Regions from separate parts of the Homo sapiens genome. Here region 1 is linked to region 2. The links are chromatin loops, found by intact Hi-C in ENCODE. Cell type or tissue: Caco-2. All regions are shown on one strand. Links, peaks and the distances in the headings refer to the core of each region. The heading gives the core; the rest is flanking DNA. Region 1 overlaps CFAP298-TCP10L (CFAP298-TCP10L readthrough). Region 2 overlaps EVA1C (eva-1 homolog C).

Region 1 (8,118 bases), core at 1,449-6,448, 160 kb after region 2:
CTGATTATTCATAATTTTTCTCGGATCTGCTTGATATGAAACATGGATACAGCCATATTTGAAGGAACATGTTACAGGAAAAGAAACCCCGACCTCGGAATCTGAGGATTTGTATAATTTGGACTTTACACAAAATAATTATGTAATTTTGGGCAAGTCCCTTAATACAGTATTTGAACTCAATTTTATTGCCCCTTTTAGGTCTAAACTCTCAGCTGTGAGTACTAATTTGTGGCGTGATGGTGAGGTGAAATGGCAGAGGCCCATGGCACATCATTGCAGAATATGCGTTAGACTTTCACAAGTCATCAGTCATGAATTTCAGGATCTGGCTGCTTGTCTTCATGGGAGACGTCAGGTACAGCTTGCAATTAGCTAAGGGGTTCATCTTACAATACCTCTAATTACTGCTTTAGCTAAAAGCCCCCATGAAAGACACAAGTTTACCACATCATATGAACCCATGGTAAATATTTTGTGACCTGATACTTATCCAGTCAGTGCTCTGTTAGCCAGAACTAAATAGTTGCCAGAAAAATGAAAACTAATATTCATAATACTGGTCTTGAAATACTACAAAATCATGGGACAAAATCAGCTAGTCGGGAGACTGGAGTGGGAGGATCACTTGAGCCCAGGAGGCAGAGGCCGCAGTGAGCTGAGATTGTGGCACTGGACTCCAGCCTGGGTGAGTGAGTGAGACAATGTCTGAAAAAGAAGGAAAAAGAAATAAAGAAAGAAAGAAAGAGAAAGAAGAAAGAAAGAAAGAAAGAGAGAGGTAGGGAGGGAGAGAGGGAGGAAGGAAGGAGAAAGAGAAAGAAAAAGAAAGAAAGAGGAAAGAAAGAGAGAGAGAGAAAGAAGGAAAGAAGGAAGGAAAGAAGGGAGGGAGGGAGGGAGGGGAGAGGTTTGAAGAGGCTCACTCTGCCTGAAGACAGGAAGGGACCAGGAGCCGAGGCGCTCTCAGCCCCAGAAAGGGCAAGGAAGCAGAGCCCACCTCCAGCCTCCAGAACGAATGAGCCTGCCAAGGCCTGGGCTGTAGCTCCACGAGACTCAGCCAGGATTCTGACATACAGAACTGTATGAGAACACGATTGTTGTTTTAAACCACTACGTGTCGGTAATTTGTTACGGCAGAAACTCTTCTTAAATGTGCATTTCTAGGCCTCACCCGTATAAATTCGGATTCAATAGTCCCGGGCTGAGAATGTGAATTTTTAACAAGCGCCCCAAGTTACTCTGATGAGGTGCCGAGAATAACACTTTAAGAAAACATGGCTGACAGTAAGCAGCAGAAATATGAAGAAATAACCAGCACTACTAACTCTGCACAGACAGAAATGCAGGTTCCAGAGATTGATGAGGCTCTGATGATGAAGGGGCATCTGAGCCAGGATGGGTCTCACATTTCCAGCCAGAGAGGAAGGAGGAGGCTGAGTGGCTGCACAGTGGGGAAGCCCGCAGAGGGGAGAGTCTCCTCTCGGATGCACTGGGTCTATGGCATGGCTGACCAGGTGCCCTAATGCAGGAGGCATCGGAAACTGTGGGCTCGAAGCCAAGCTATAAGCGGCGCACTGAAGATACAGAGGAAGAGTTCGCTGCACAAGGTTGATAGTCAAGGGGGAAAAGTTAGATCGGGTAATTGGAGTTATGAGGAGAGCGGAACGGGGCAAGGATTCCAGTACTGGAGAATGTCTGGTTTACTGTAGCCAAGATATTTTAGTTTAGGGCATAATTTAAAATGCTCCCTTGACTCCTCCACCCCATGGAAGGTCTCAGGTTGAGGGGCCCAGCTAGTCCTGAATGAGGTCCTCTGTGACCACCAGCTCCTCTTCTCTCCTTCCCTCTGCCATAGTGAAGCTCTCTATTGTGGGATTTGGGCATATGAGGGGCAGGCCCACCTCCCCTAGATGTCACCTCTCTGCCTTCTGAGTATCAAGTCAGTCTCTTTCTCCCTAAGCCTCCCAAACTGTGGGGACTTACGTGTCAGTGTCATTTCAGTTGTTGTATGATTATAGATACATGAAAAAGGAATATTTAAAAATTGTCCTGACCTCCCTCCTCCCGACCCCTGTAGGAACCCACCACTTAACCACACAAGGGCCCAACTCATCGAGCATTACAGCTTGGGGAAGAAACGCCAGCCGCGAGCCAGAGAAACAAAAACGAGGGGCTGTCCCTAAAATGCAGGATCCAAGGGCCTGGAGCTGGAGAGAAATCAGGCAGCACCTCACAGAATCCAGGCTCACAGAAAGTCTGTTTCGATCAGAATTTAAAACAACCCTCTTCCTGCTGCAACTCTTCAGGCCACTGACAAGGTGACAGGATCACATTTTGTACAGGATACAAACATATTCCCTATGGGTGGACAAAACGACCCCGTAGCCCATCTACACCAAGGAGCTGCACCTGTGCCCTGTGTAGCCAGATGCAATTTTCTATTATTGGAAAATCCACTTTAAGTTGTTCCTTAGCAAATTCTTCCCAAGTACTGTTTCCTTTCCTCAATTCCTGGCCTAGCAAGTCTAGAAAGAAAACAAAAAGAATGTAAAATGTTCTTGGTTGACTTTACTCTTAATTACTAAAAAGCAAACAGAGAAAATTAAAATCAAACACATGCAAAAAATTCTTCTAGAGCCTTGCACACAATGCCAGTTCTTGAAATATTTCATAAAGCAAAGCTAATGAAATAAACAAAGACGTGGCTGAAAGGATATGCATTGTACTGTGCTTATGGAGCCACATTGCTCACTGCATCTCTCGCTCCACTGCCGCCGGGCTCATCTGCCAGAAGCCTGTTCCTGAGCTGATTGGGGTTCTGGTCCAGGGGTCCCAAGGAGCGAGGCCCAAGCTCAGGAGGACAAAGAACGACCACCTGGAAAGTGGCAAAAATCTGTAAAAAAATAAAATCTGAGTGGGCCCAAGGGGCACCTGGTCTCAAGAGCAAACGCTGTGTCCAGAGCCTCATGTCCGGAGGCCCAGCCCGACTCCCTGGCTCTTACAGCCCCGAAGCCCAGAGACCACCCCAGCCCGACTCCCTGGCTGAGACTTCCCGCCCGGATGCCGTGAGATCGTCCCAGCCCATGCTGAGGTCAGTTTGTGCTGTTATCTCTTTTTTTTTTTTTTTTTTTTTTTTTTTTGAGGAGTCTCACTCTATTGCCCAGGCTGGAGTACAGCGGCGCTATCTTGGCTCACTGCAAGCTCTGCCTCCCAGGTTAAAGCAATTCTCCTGCCTCAGACTCCTGAGTAGCTGGGACTGACTACAGGCGCCCGCCACTACGCCCGGCTAATTTTTTGTATTTTTAGTAGAGACGAGGTTTCACCATGTTAAGCAGGATGGTCTCGATCTCCTGACCTCGTGATCTGCCTGCCTCGGCCTCCCAAAGTGCTGGGATTACAGGCGTGAGCCATTGCGCCCAGCCTCGGGCAAGCCTATTAAAAACTTCCTAGTGTGCCTCCTCATTTGCACAAGGATGTGTGGTAAAGGGTTAACTCAGCAGGCTTGGGGTGTCCAAACCCTGCACATTCAGAGAAAGGTCTGGCCCTGTCCTTCTTCCCAGAGGATACCCTTTGAGCCCTTGGATTATCTTGCTTGATAAGAGTGTTTACGTTTACCTGCGGCCTCCAGCCATGGCCAAGAGTTCATGGAGTTCATGTTAACAGTGATTTATGTGGACCCTAGAGCCACACTACATCAATTTGACCTCTGGGATAGCTGGACTGGGTGACTAGGATTAGCCAGCGGAATGATTCAGGCCTATGTGACCGGCTCCCAGGAGAAGCCCTGGACCCTAAGGCTCGGGGGCTTCCCTGGCAGGTGGTGTTATGTGCACACTGGCACAGTTGTTGCCGACAGAATTAAGTGCACTGGTGTCTCCTTCAGGTCAGGACGGCGGGCAGCTCACAGCTGGCCTCTCCTGGACTGTGTCCCAAGCACCTTTTTCCTTTGCTTATTTTAATCTGTGTCCTTTTGCTATAATAAACAGTAACGTTCTGTGAATCCTTCTAGTGAATCATTGACCCTGAGGGTTGTTGGGGGCGTCAGACACAAAGGGGATAAGGACACCTGCCTTGACTGCCTCAGAGGGGTCACAGGGAGCTGAGATCCAGCTGTCACAGTGAGGCCATGCAAGTCTGGGGGTTCTTATGACACAGAATTCTAGTGAGGCAAACAGTACTTTCAGACTGAATAAAGGAGGGGTGTTATTCACTTCCAGCGTCTGTCATCTGCCGAAAGCTACGTGCCCTCTCCACGGAAGATACAGGGGCAGGATCTCCCATCCACAGCAGGCACACAGACTCCCAAAGGCCCTGTGCACAGAGCTCTGGATTAGGAACAGATTCCCCCCCCACCGCCCCCCGCCGCCGGGGAGAGCCCCACACTGCCTTTTCCTCTCAGGATGCCTGACACCATTTAGGGTGGGATGTGGGAAGCTGGCTTCAGGATCAGACCTGAAGACAAGTAGCTGACCTGGGGGTTGAGCCAGGGCTCACACCTAGGCCCTTCTCCAGGGGGGTTTACCAAAACCAGCCCCATGTCCTGTAGACCTGACTTTTGTCAACACACACATATATCCTCCCCTTATGCACAGGTGTTTATGTAAAAGCAATGTATGTTTATATGCCAAGGTGACTTAAAAATTACAAAGTGCGGTACAAACATGTTATTTACGTTGTGATGAGGATGACAAGGTTTGGATTTCATGCTGTGTGTAATGATGTCAGTTGGAGTTCTTCTTGGGATAAAGGAGGGCAGGCGGTCAGCACAGTTCCTGTTCTGTGAATCAAGGACCTTCGTTCAAGCAGTCCTTACTGGACACCTGTGTCCTCATCCTTGCTAATACGCCAACCAGCCACACACACTGCACCACAGAGTCCCTATGTCATACCAGCCCTGCAGGCACCTGTTTCTTGGCACCAAGTGTCTTTCATGAGTGTGAACCCATCTGATGTTAGTGGCCAGTGGGGAAAATGCCCATGGGAAGTGGAGTGTCGGGGGAGCCCGAGCCTGTGGCCTGGCCATTCTGCACAGTGAGTTGCGGCCAGTACGTTATGTGCTGATGCAATTCATAGCTGCTCAGCACGACTCTGCCCAGATTCCGTTTATTATCCTACTAAATAATTATTTTCATTGTCTTCATCTTTTTAATTGCACTACTGATGTCTTTATCTTAAAATCTGAAGAAGGCTCTCTCCATGGGGCAGACTTTGTCATTTACAAGCTAACTGGTGAGAAATTGAAGGGGAAAGTGCGATCACGTTAAGTGCCTTTGGAAGACCACAATCGGGATGCACAATCACTCAATTATAACTTGGTGGGAAGGGAAGCAGGGAGGTTTGAGGAGGTGAGAGGCGAGACTCTGGTTCAGAAACCTGTGCTCAGGCCTGAGTCCCTCTCATTGGCCGGGGGTCTTGCAGAAGACACGGCCTCTCTCTGAGCTCAGTTCCTGTATCTGCAGGGACCATGACCCATCAGCCAGTTGGTATGAAGAGTAAATGGGGGAACCCATGGGACAGCGTGCAGGAAACTCCAGAACGCTGCATATTTCTCTGCATTTTGTGTGTATGACAAGCCATGTGGGGGTTGTTATTTCCATCAAGCACTAGATGAAATCCATTCTGCTCGATTCTATCTAGTTGTTGCCTTCCTAGAAACACAGGAATAACCTGCAGCACCACCCCCTTCTGTTCTGTGGCATTGGCACAATCAAGGAATCTACTTTTGTGCTTTTACACATTGAACTGACAGGTAAGGTCAGGCATCGACTGTCACAGGGGCCAGTGGAGAGGTAGGAGGGACGCCCACATTCGATGAATCCTGCATCACGGTGTTGGACTTCTTGTTCCACGGTGTTGGACACTAAACTTGTTCACATTCAATAACTTGAGCACGAATAAAGGCAGCTCATAGTAATAACACCTGATGGGTACAGGCCCTGTGCTCTGCTCTAAACACTGCTCCTGTTACCCCTACAAGACATGGGCCCTGCATTTCACAAACATGAATTCTGAAGACCATGAATAACTGTTCTGGCCCAGCTCTATTGGGCCCTAACTCTGTGCCCGGGGTCGGGATGCGGGTTGTATTTGGAGCCCGTTGCAGATGCGGATTCGTCTGCTCCACGCAGGGTGCTCTGACGTACTCTGTGTGGCCTGGAGCTCAGAAACCTGTGCTGGACTCAGTGCCTGCAGACGCTGCCCCTGGGTAGCTGTTTTCCAGGCGTCAGGAGACATGCTCCAGAGGCTCCAGAAGCACAGACGGATCATGAGGTCAGGAGATCAAGACCATCCTAGCTAACATAGTGAAACCCTGTCTCTACTAAAAATACAAAAAAATTAGCCGGGCCTGGTGGCAGGTGCCTGTAGTCCCAGCTACTCGGGAGGCTGAGGCAGGTGAACGGCGTGAACCCGGGAGGCGGAGCTTGCAGTGAGCCGAGATCGCGCCACTGCACTCCAGCCTGGGCAACAGAGTGAGACTCCGTCTCAAAAAGAAAAAAAAGAAAAAGAAAGTGATGGAGAAAATGTTCACTATGGAGTCTCACATGTGGGTGGTGTCCGGTGCTGAAACTGAAAGAGGTTTCAGTTTTGTATGTAATATATACAAGGGTGAAAATAGTTTACATCACAAATCAGATTAAGGAAAATAAATGTATAGGGAAAAGAGTTAGCAGGTTGCTATATAATTAGATTAGTCAAATCGTGTTTCAACAAAAATCAGCAAAAACATTCTGTGAGCATCAATTGGTTATGTGGAGTTCATGATAGAGAGTGCAGCATATCTTATTACTTGTAAGCTGTATGCTACATATCCTTGATATCAGCAAAATTTATAACAAACTTACATCTGTATTTATATGCACATGTATTTTGGGAAAGCTATTGTTAAACATTTAAGAGTGTACCACTATCATGGCCAGGCACGGTGGCTCACGCCTGTAATCCCAGCACTTTGGGAGGCTGAGGTGGGTGGATCATGAGGTCAGGAGTTCAAGACCAGCCTGGCCAAGATGGTGAAACCCCATCTCTACTAAAAATACAAAAATTAGCCAGGTATGGTGGGGGGTGCTTGTAATCCCAGTTACTTGAGAGGCTGAGGCAGAGAATTGCTTGAACCCGGGAGGCAGAGATTGCAGTGAGCCGAGATCGCACCACTGCACTCCAGCCTGGGGGGTGACAGATTGAGACTCTGTCTCAAAAAAAAAAAAAAAAAAAAAAAATTAAAAGAGCGTACCACTATCTACATAAATACATACACTGAAAATGCATAATAACTTCAGCTGCTCTGATACCAAATGCCAACATCCATGAAAATGTCCTACAAGAGAGGGAGGGAGCTGCATCAATTGCGCTGATGACCCTGGGCCAATTGTCCTAAGATCTGTTAGGTCTGTGATCTGGGAGGGCCCTGGAGATCCTGAGGCAGCAGGTGAGGCCTGAGGCCTGGGACCCCAAACCCAGCTAAAACTAAAAACTAAAAACTCTTAAGTGTAGAGTTCAGTGATACTCACATTCTTGTGCAACCATCAGCACCATCCATCTCCAGAATGTTTTTATCTTCTCAAACTTAAACTCTATACCCATTAAACAGTAACTCTCCATCCTTCCCTGCTGTCCCCAGCCCCTAACAACCATCATTCTGCTTTGTCTCTGGATCTGACTACTCTAGGAACCTCGTATAAGTGGAATCTTACAGTATTTGTCATTTGGTATCTGGCTTATTTCACTCAGTGTAATGTCATCAAGGTTCATCCCTGTTGGAGCATGTGTCAGGATTCCCTTCCGTTGTAAGGCTGAATAATATTCCATTGTACGGATACACCACCTCTTGTTGACTCATTCATCCTCTTGTTGACTCATTCATCTGTGGATGGGCACTTGGGTTGCCTCCACGTTTGAGTTATTGTGAATCATGCTGCCGTGGACGTGGCTGTACTGCAACTGGTTTTGCATTTATTTGAATAGGTGGATTTCAAAGGTACAAAAGACCATCCTGTGAACCGTGACTCCCTCCCAGCCCATCCTCCAGGCCCCCTAGAGTTTTAACCACAAGCAGCCATGGTCACCAGTTTCTTGTGATCTTTCTAAGAGTATGTGAGCATATGTGCTATGCCATGGTAGAGG
Region 2 (8,118 bases), core at 1,346-6,345:
CGGGTTTAAGTGATTCTCCTTCACTTAACCTTCACTTAACCCAGCCTCCCAAGTAGCTGGGATTTCAGGCACCCACCACAAAGCACAGCTAATTTTTGTATTTTTAGTATAGACGGGATTTCACCATGTTGGCTAGGCAGGTCTTGAACTCCTGACCTCAGGTAATCCTCCTGCCTCGGCCTCCCAAAGTGCTGGGATTTCAGGCGTGAGCCACCGTGCCTGGCCCTCAATTTTATTTTTCTATTTATTTATTTAGAGATGGATTTTTGCTCTTGTCCCCCAGGCTGGAGTGCAGTGGTGTGATCTCGGCTCACTGCTACTTCTGCCTCCAGGATTCAAGTGATTCTCCTGCCTCAGCCTCCTGAGTAGCTGGGATTATAGTCACGCACCCCTACACCCAGCTAATTTTTGTATTTTTAGTAGAGACAGGGTTTCACCATGTTGGCCAGGCAGGTCTCAAACTCCTGACCTCAGGTAATTCACCTGCCTCGGCCTCCCAAAATGCTGAGATTACAGGTATGAGTCACTACACCTGGCCCCTCAATTTAATTTTAATAAAATTATCAGGGAAATAAGCCACAAAAGGACAATGTGCAGACTTTAGAACAGAGCTGTCCAATAGAAATATAATGTAATCCACATGTGTAATATTAAATAATTTAGTCACCACATTAGAAAAAGTAAAAGGGGTGAAATGAATTCTCCTAGTAAATTTATTTAACCAATATATTCAAAATATTATTATTTCAACATTAATGAATACTTAAAAATTCTTAATGAGATATTTTATGTTCTCTTTTTTTTGCTTATGAAGGCTTGGAAATCTAGTGTATATTTTACACTAACAGCATATCTCCATTGAGATGGCCACATCTCAAGTGCCCAGTAGCCATGTGTGGCCTGAGGCCACGACTCTGGGCAGTACAGCTTTAGGTGAGACTAGGGCAGGGCAGAGGGGGGCACCTGGGATCAGGCGTGGAGCTTGGGGCCTTGTTTAGCACCCTTTGGTGAGGGCACTTTCTTTCCATAAAACCCAGGTCAAGCATGCCTCACAAAGGGGCCAGTGGAGGTGCCTCAGTTTACATGGGAGCTTGGCCTCTCCAGCTTGCCTTCTTACTGCCTGGAAGAAGACTGGTGCCCTCTCGCCTTCTCTAGCCCCTTTCCCAAGAACCCTCCCAGAATTTAGTCCTGTGAAGGGCCAGGGGTGCAAGGAGTCACCCACATAATGACAGGACCCGCCAGCAATACCAGAAGTTGGCCAGCCCTACTCATCCAAATTCCTTTCTGCAGCTGGACATCACAAGGGTTTCAGACTGCCATCCTGTGGCAACTCCATTTTGGGGTCCGGGGATGTAAGGGTTATTGTATTAGTCCATTCTCACTCTGCTAATAAAGACATACCTGAGACTGGGTAATTTGTAAAGAAAAAGAGGTTTAATGGACTCACAGATCCACGTGACTGGGGAGGCCTCATGATTATAGCAGAAGGTGTAGGAGGAGCAAAGTCACATCTTACATGGCAGCAGGCAAGAGAGCTTGTGCAGGGGAGCTCCCCTTTATAAAACCATTAGATCAGGCAGGGCACAGTGGCTCACACCTCTAATCACAGCACTTTGGGAAGCCAAGGCGGGTGGATCACCTGAGATCAGGAGTTTGAGACTAGCCTGGCCAACATGTTGAAACCCCATCTCTAATAAAAATACAAAAATTAGCCAGGCGTGATGGCTCATGCCTGTTGTCCCAGATTCTCGGGAGGCTGAGGCACGAAAATTGCTTAAACCGAGGAGGCGGAGGTTGCAGTGAGCTGAGATCACACCACTGCACTCCAGCCTCGGCAACAGAGTGAGACTTGGTCTCAAAAAAAAAAATTAGATCTTGTGAGACTTATTCAACGTCATGAGAACAGCAGGGGAAAGACCCACCCCATGATTCAGTTACCTCCCACTAGGTCCCTCCCACAACATGTGGTGATTATGGGAACTACAATTAGAGATTTGGGTGGGGACACAGCCACACCATATCAGTTACTGAGCTGGGCATCTTCTTTCTTGAATGCACATTGGCCTCTGAGGCACTTCCTGGTTAACCTCATTCCACAGCTGAGAAAACCCAGGCTTGGCACAGGCAAGGGATCTGACCCAACGTCTCCCATCTTATTAGTGGAAGGACCAAGACTGGACCCACAACTATGCTCCTGTTTTGAGTCACCATGCTGCCCTCAAGATCAGATCTCAAAACAAGCAGACATGGGGGGCTCAGAAAGTCCCCAGCCTAGAACTTTCCTGTCACCCAACGACACTAAGGGCTAAGCTGGCTGCTTATTATTCTGGATTCACACTAGAATGACCTTGGGGTGTGTTTCACACATGCCAATGTCTGCAGTTTCACCCCCAGCTAACTGACTATGGATCTCTGGGTTGGGGCCTGGGCACTGATATTCATGCAGAGCTTCTGAGATGATCCTATTACATCGCCAAGGTTGACACCTGCAGAAACATTGCACGCTTTTTCATTTATTTAGTTATTAAATATGTAATATTTATTATTATTTTTCCAGACACAGAAGCGTTGCAAGAATAGTACAAAGACATCCTTTATACCCTTCACTGAGATTCCCCAGTGCTACCATTTTACCCCATTTGCTTTATTATTTTCTAAGTGGCAGATAAGTTATCCTTTACCCCTAAATATTCCTGTGTATTCCTTAATAACAAGGACTTTCTCTTATATAACCAGGCAATGATCAAAATCAGGAAACTAACCCTGCTACAATACGGTTTTCTAATGTATGGACCTCATTCAGATTTTGCCAGTTAACCCAATAGTGTACATTGGAGCAAAAGATAATCCCAGATCATGAATTATTTTCAGTTGTTGTGTCTCTGTAGGTCCCTTTTAGCCTGGAACAGCTCCTCAGTTTTTCTTTATCTTTCATGGTATTGGTATTCTTGAAGAACGCAAGATGGTTATTTGATGGAATGTCCCTTACTTTGGATTTGGCTGATGTTTCTTGGTGGTGACATTCTTATGCATTTGGGGTGGGACTGTCACAGCAATGGTATCATGTTCTTCTCTGTGCATCACATCAGGAGGGACATGCTGATGGTTTACCCCATTACACCAAAGTGAATGTTGATCATTCAGTGAAGGTGGGCGCAGGTTCATTGCTTTATATTGCAGAAGCCGTCATCAGCCATACTTGCTCTGATTAACTGATCATCTTCCGTAGCCATTTATCTAACAAGGCTGTAAGGGTCTTGAACTCAGGGTAAGCAAGCCTTAAAGCAGAACAGAAGAAAGAAAGGAAGGCTCTGGAACCTGGAGCTTTGGCAAAGGGGGCAGGTCCAGGGAACGCACCACCAAAGTTGCTCCTGGCATTAGGATGAAGAGGAAGGAGAGCATTCTGTCTAGAAGGGGTTTGGGGTTAGCGAGAGGGGCATGGGAGAGTCAGAGTCTGCCCACTTGTGGTTTTGCTGAGGGCTACACTGTGGTAGGCAGGTCTTTCGTTGCTGCTCTTGAAAATGTTGTTCCGTAATCCTTCATCTAAAACAGAGCAATTCCCTTTTTCTCAGTTTTGGCCCCCTTGGCAGGTGCTTCATCTGTCTTCTGTTCTCTTATTTTTAGAGACAGGGTCTTGCTCTGTTGCCCAGGCTGGAGTGCAGTGATGTGATCATAGGTCACTGCAGCCTTGACCTCCTGGGCTCAAGCGATCCTCCTGCCTTAGCCTCCTGAGTAGCTGGGACTACAGGTGTGCACCACTGCATGTGGCTGATTTATTTTATTTATTTTAGTTTTCTGTAGAGACGAGGTCTCACTTTGTTGCCCAGGCTGATCTTGAACTCTTGGCTTCAAGGGATCCTCCCGCCTCGGCATCCCAAAGTGTTGAGATGACAGGCATGAGCCACCACGCCCACCTCTGTCTTTTCTCTTGGGATTAATGACTTCCACATTAGCTCCAGGAATAATTTCTGTTAAGGTGATGCCTGGCTTGACACTTCTGGTAACTCCTGCTGTTTATCTATTGCTTATCTCCAGAACCCATGTGATGCTTCCCACTTCAAAGTGCACTAACGCCAGTCAGCTTGAAGGCATCCCCTGAGCTGCTGGCAAACAAGGCCTTTTTACCCACAGATTAACCTCTTATTTGTTTTAATAAATGATCAAAACTTGGTTTGCCTCCTGTGCGTATGTTGGTTGGGGCCGAGACAGGGTGGTGGTGATTTCTGTTCACCTGGGATCTCAGGCCTCCTGGTGTTCCCTGAACAAAAGTGAGGCAGGCAGAGCAATGAGCAGTGTTCCCCGTCTGCCTCGCTGCCATCAGTATTTCTACCTGTGGTTGTCTCTGGCGCGTTATCAGGATGTGTCACTCCCTCGTCTTTGTTCCCTCTCCTTATATTTACCTTCACCTGGGCTGCTAAGTGCTGCGGGAGAAACATCGCGTTGTTGTGGAGATTGTGGCCACAACAAATTTAGGTTCCCCACCCTCAGGTTGTCCCTCACTGGTCTCTTCCTCATACCTTTGAAGAAAACAACTCGTGGAGGTCGTCATATTCATAAAGGTGAACATTTCACAGAGCAGGGCACTGTTGTGGGTTGAATTGCATTCCCTCTCCCACAAAAGACTTCTTGGAGTCCTGACCCCCAGCACCTCAAAATGTGGCATATTTGGAGATAGTCATTACAACGGTAGTCAAGTTAAAATGAGGTTGATAGAGTGGGCTTTATCCAGTATAATGGGTGTCCTTATGGAAAGGGGAAATTGGCCAGGTGCAGTGGCTCATGCCTGCAATCCTAGCACTTTGGGAGGCTGAGGCGGGAGGATCACTTGAGGCCAAGGTTCAAGACCAACCTGGCCAACATAGCAAGACCCCCATCTCTGTTAAAAAATAATAAAATAGGCCAGGCGCAGTGGCTTACACCTGAAATCTTAGCAGTTTGGGAGGCCGAGGTGGGTGGATCATTTGAGGTCAGGAGTTCAAGACCAGCCTGGCCAACATGGTGAAAACTGTCTCTACTAAAAATACAAAAAAATTAGCTGGGCATAGTGGCGGGCACCTGTAATCCCAGCTACTTGGGAGGCTGAGGCAGGATAATTGCTTGAACCCGGGAGGCGGAAGTGGCAGTGAGCCAAGATCGCACCACTGCACTCCAGCCTGGGTGACAGAGCAGGATTCTGTCTCAAAATAAATAAATAGGCCGGGCGTGGTGGCTCATGCCTGTAATCCCAGCACTTTGGGAGGCCGAGATGGGCGGATCACGAGGTCAGGAGATCAAGACCATCCTGGCTAACATGGTGAAACCCCGTCTCTACTAAAAATACAAAAAATTAGCCGGGCATGGTGGTGGGCACCTGTAGTCCCAGCTACTCGGGAGGCTGAGGCAGGAGAATGGCATGAACCCGGGAGGAGGAGCTTGCAGTGAGCCGAGATAGCGCCACTGCACTCCAGCCTGGGCGACAGAGCGAGACTCCGTCTCAAAAAATAAATAAATAAATAAATAAATAAATAAATAAATAAAATTTTATATATATATAGATATAGATATGGAAAGGGGAAATTTTGGACACAGATGCACACAGGGAGAAGGCCACATGAAGATTGGACTTATGCTGCCACAAGCTAAGGAGCTGGAGGAAGCTGGGAGGGAGATCCTTCCCTAGCATCCTCAGATGGAGCGTGGCCCTGACAATGCCTTCATCTCAGCCTTCTGGCCTGCAGGTGTGAGACGATGCATTTCTGTAGTTCTAAGCCACCCAGCTTGTGGTACCTTGTTATAGCAGCCCGAGGCATTTAATACAGCAGCATTCTGAGCCCTTCCCATATAAACTCTTCATTTAATCTTCACCACAACCTCCCTGCCCATAAGTGCTGTTGTTATTGTCTTCATTTTATCTTCGTTTTATCCATGATGTCTGCAGCACAGACAGGTTCAGTAATTTGCTCATGGTCACTTGAGATAATAAAACCCCACTCTAGGGAACCTCTCATGCCTGCTTCTGGCTATCACCTTTGCTCTCCCCTTTCCTCCTGTCCCCTTCCTCTCCATCTCCTTTATGAGGCCTTCTTTGTTGTCCCATCTCTTTTTTTGTATTTTTACATTTTATTAATTTTTTTTGTGGGGGGGAAATGGGGTCTCGCTATGTTGTGCAGGCTGATCTTGAACTCCTGGCCTCGAGCTACCCTCCTGTCTCAGCCTCCTGAGTAGCTGGGATTACAAGTGTGAGCCACCATACCCAGCTGTTGTCCCATCTCCTAAATGTCTGCCTTCCCCAGCATCCCTGCCCCACAGTTCCTGCCTCAGTAGCCCCTCCTGAGCCTCAGCCACCACCTGTGCTGATGAATTGCTGCTCGCCCTCCTCCCAGGCAGGATGCCCCATGGCCACTGCAGGCTCAGCCCATCCACAACAGATTCACAATGCCTGTCCTTCAGGGCTGGATTTCCTAGATTTCCCAGCCAACGGTACCACTGGCTGAAAACCCTGCAGCCATGCCTAAATCCTCTATATGCCCACGACCAACCCCTGCTGATTTTATGGCTAAATCCCTGTCTTTACAGTCAGGACCAGCTGCAGAATTTGCAAGGCCCAGTGCAAGATGAAAACATGGGCCCCCTTATTCAAAAATCAGAGGAAAAGCACTGCTGAAGTACTAACATATAAAGCATTTTCTTTCTTCTGTGGTCTCTGTGTCTCAATTTATCATGATACTGTCATTTGTTATTTAATGTCCTTCTAAGTAAAGAAAAATTCACATTTTAAATTACTAGCATGGATTATACTGTTCCTCTTTACATTGTGCAATGCCAGATTTAAATAGGAACATTGGACTCAAATGTGGAATCACAGAAATGACATAATTTGTACTTTGCATGTGGGTTTTTTTTGCCTCACAGAAACAGTGAGACGTTGCAGGAAACTAATTCAGCTGTTTTTTGTTTGTTTGTTTGTTTGTTTTTGTTTTTTCGCCTGAGACGGAGTCTTGCTCTCTTGCCCAGGCTGGAGTGCAGTGGTGAGATCTCGGCTCACTGCAACCTCTGCCTCCTGGGTTCAAGCCATTCTCCTGCTTTAGCCTCCTGAGTAGCTGGGATTACAGGAGCCCGTCACCACACCCGCCTAATTTTTGTATTTTTAATAGAGACGGGGTTTCGCCATGTTGGCCAGGCTGTTCTCGAACTCCTCACCTTGTGATCCACCCGCCTCGGCCTCCCAAAATGCTGGGATTACAGACATGAGCCACCACACCTGGCCATTCAATTGTTTTTGTTTCACTTTTTCACACCTATACAATCAACCACCACTCTCTACCTTTGGCTTACTGATGTGTAAGGAAGAATTGAAAGGAAAAATAACTATGACTCTGCTATCTTTGCTTCTCCTATGTCATCATTTCCAGTGGAAGTGGTTGGCTACTACAGGGAATCAGATGAGTAGAAAAGGCTGGGAGAGAGTTCCTTGTTTGTTCCTGTTTCTTAGAATGCCATTGACTTGGTTTTCAATTCTGATTCTATAATAAGGGAAAGTGCAACCTCTTGGTGCTGTCAGCATCTCTCGCAGACTCCGTTGTGGACATAGTAGGCTTCCCTTATGCCCACTTGGAGCCTTGCTGGGCTCCCATGCACTGCGGACCCCCCAAGATTCTATGCTCAGGGCACGGCAGACACGCCATGGGGAGTGTGGTGGTAACTCATATTGTTGCTGGTGTCTCGTCTGCCCACGCACATGTTCTATTGCCCTGTTGGATTTTACTGATAAAACATAGATTCAGGCTGGGTGCAGTGGCTCATGCCTGTAATCCCAGCATTTTGGGAGGCCAAGGTGGGCAGATCACTTGAGGTCACGAGTTCAAGACCAGCCTAGCCCATATGGTGAAACCCACTCTCTACTAAAAATATAAAAATTAGCCGGGCGTGGTGGCGGGTGGCTGTAGTCCCAGCTACTTGGGAGGCTGAGGCAGGAGAATCACTTGAGCCTGGGAGGTGGAGGTCGCAGTGAGCCGAGATGGCACCACTGCACTCCAGCCTGGGCGACAGAGCGAGACTCTTTCTCAAAACAAAACAAAACAAAACAAACATAGATTCAAACATAAAATGAGGAGGAATTTTAAGACAGTAACAGCAGAG

The links. A loop is a pair of places that touch in the nucleus more often than their neighbours do. Peaks named below come from ENCODE experiments on the same cell type or tissue, not always from the same donor. Only the 100,000 strongest peaks of a DNase experiment are listed, where the experiment ranks them.
Region 1: it touches region 2 in a loop (11-fold over the local background); 1 of 110 quality-filtered maps calls a loop at or near these places.

Annotation. Positions count from the first base shown.
Region 1 is chr21:32,589,529-32,597,646 of GRCh38, forward strand. All of the region lies in intron 5 of CFAP298-TCP10L (CFAP298-TCP10L readthrough), which reads right to left. Among named protein-coding and RNA genes, the nearest start is that of TCP10L, 8.1 kb to the left of the region's middle. In Caco-2, for the core only: no CTCF peak of the experiment used is centred there; a DNase peak (open chromatin) is centred at 3,593.
Region 2 is chr21:32,429,116-32,437,233 of GRCh38, forward strand. All of the region lies in intron 1 of EVA1C (eva-1 homolog C), which reads left to right. Among named protein-coding and RNA genes, the nearest start is that of EVA1C, 20 kb to the left of the region's middle. In Caco-2, for the core only: no CTCF peak of the experiment used is centred there; a DNase peak (open chromatin) is centred at 4,286.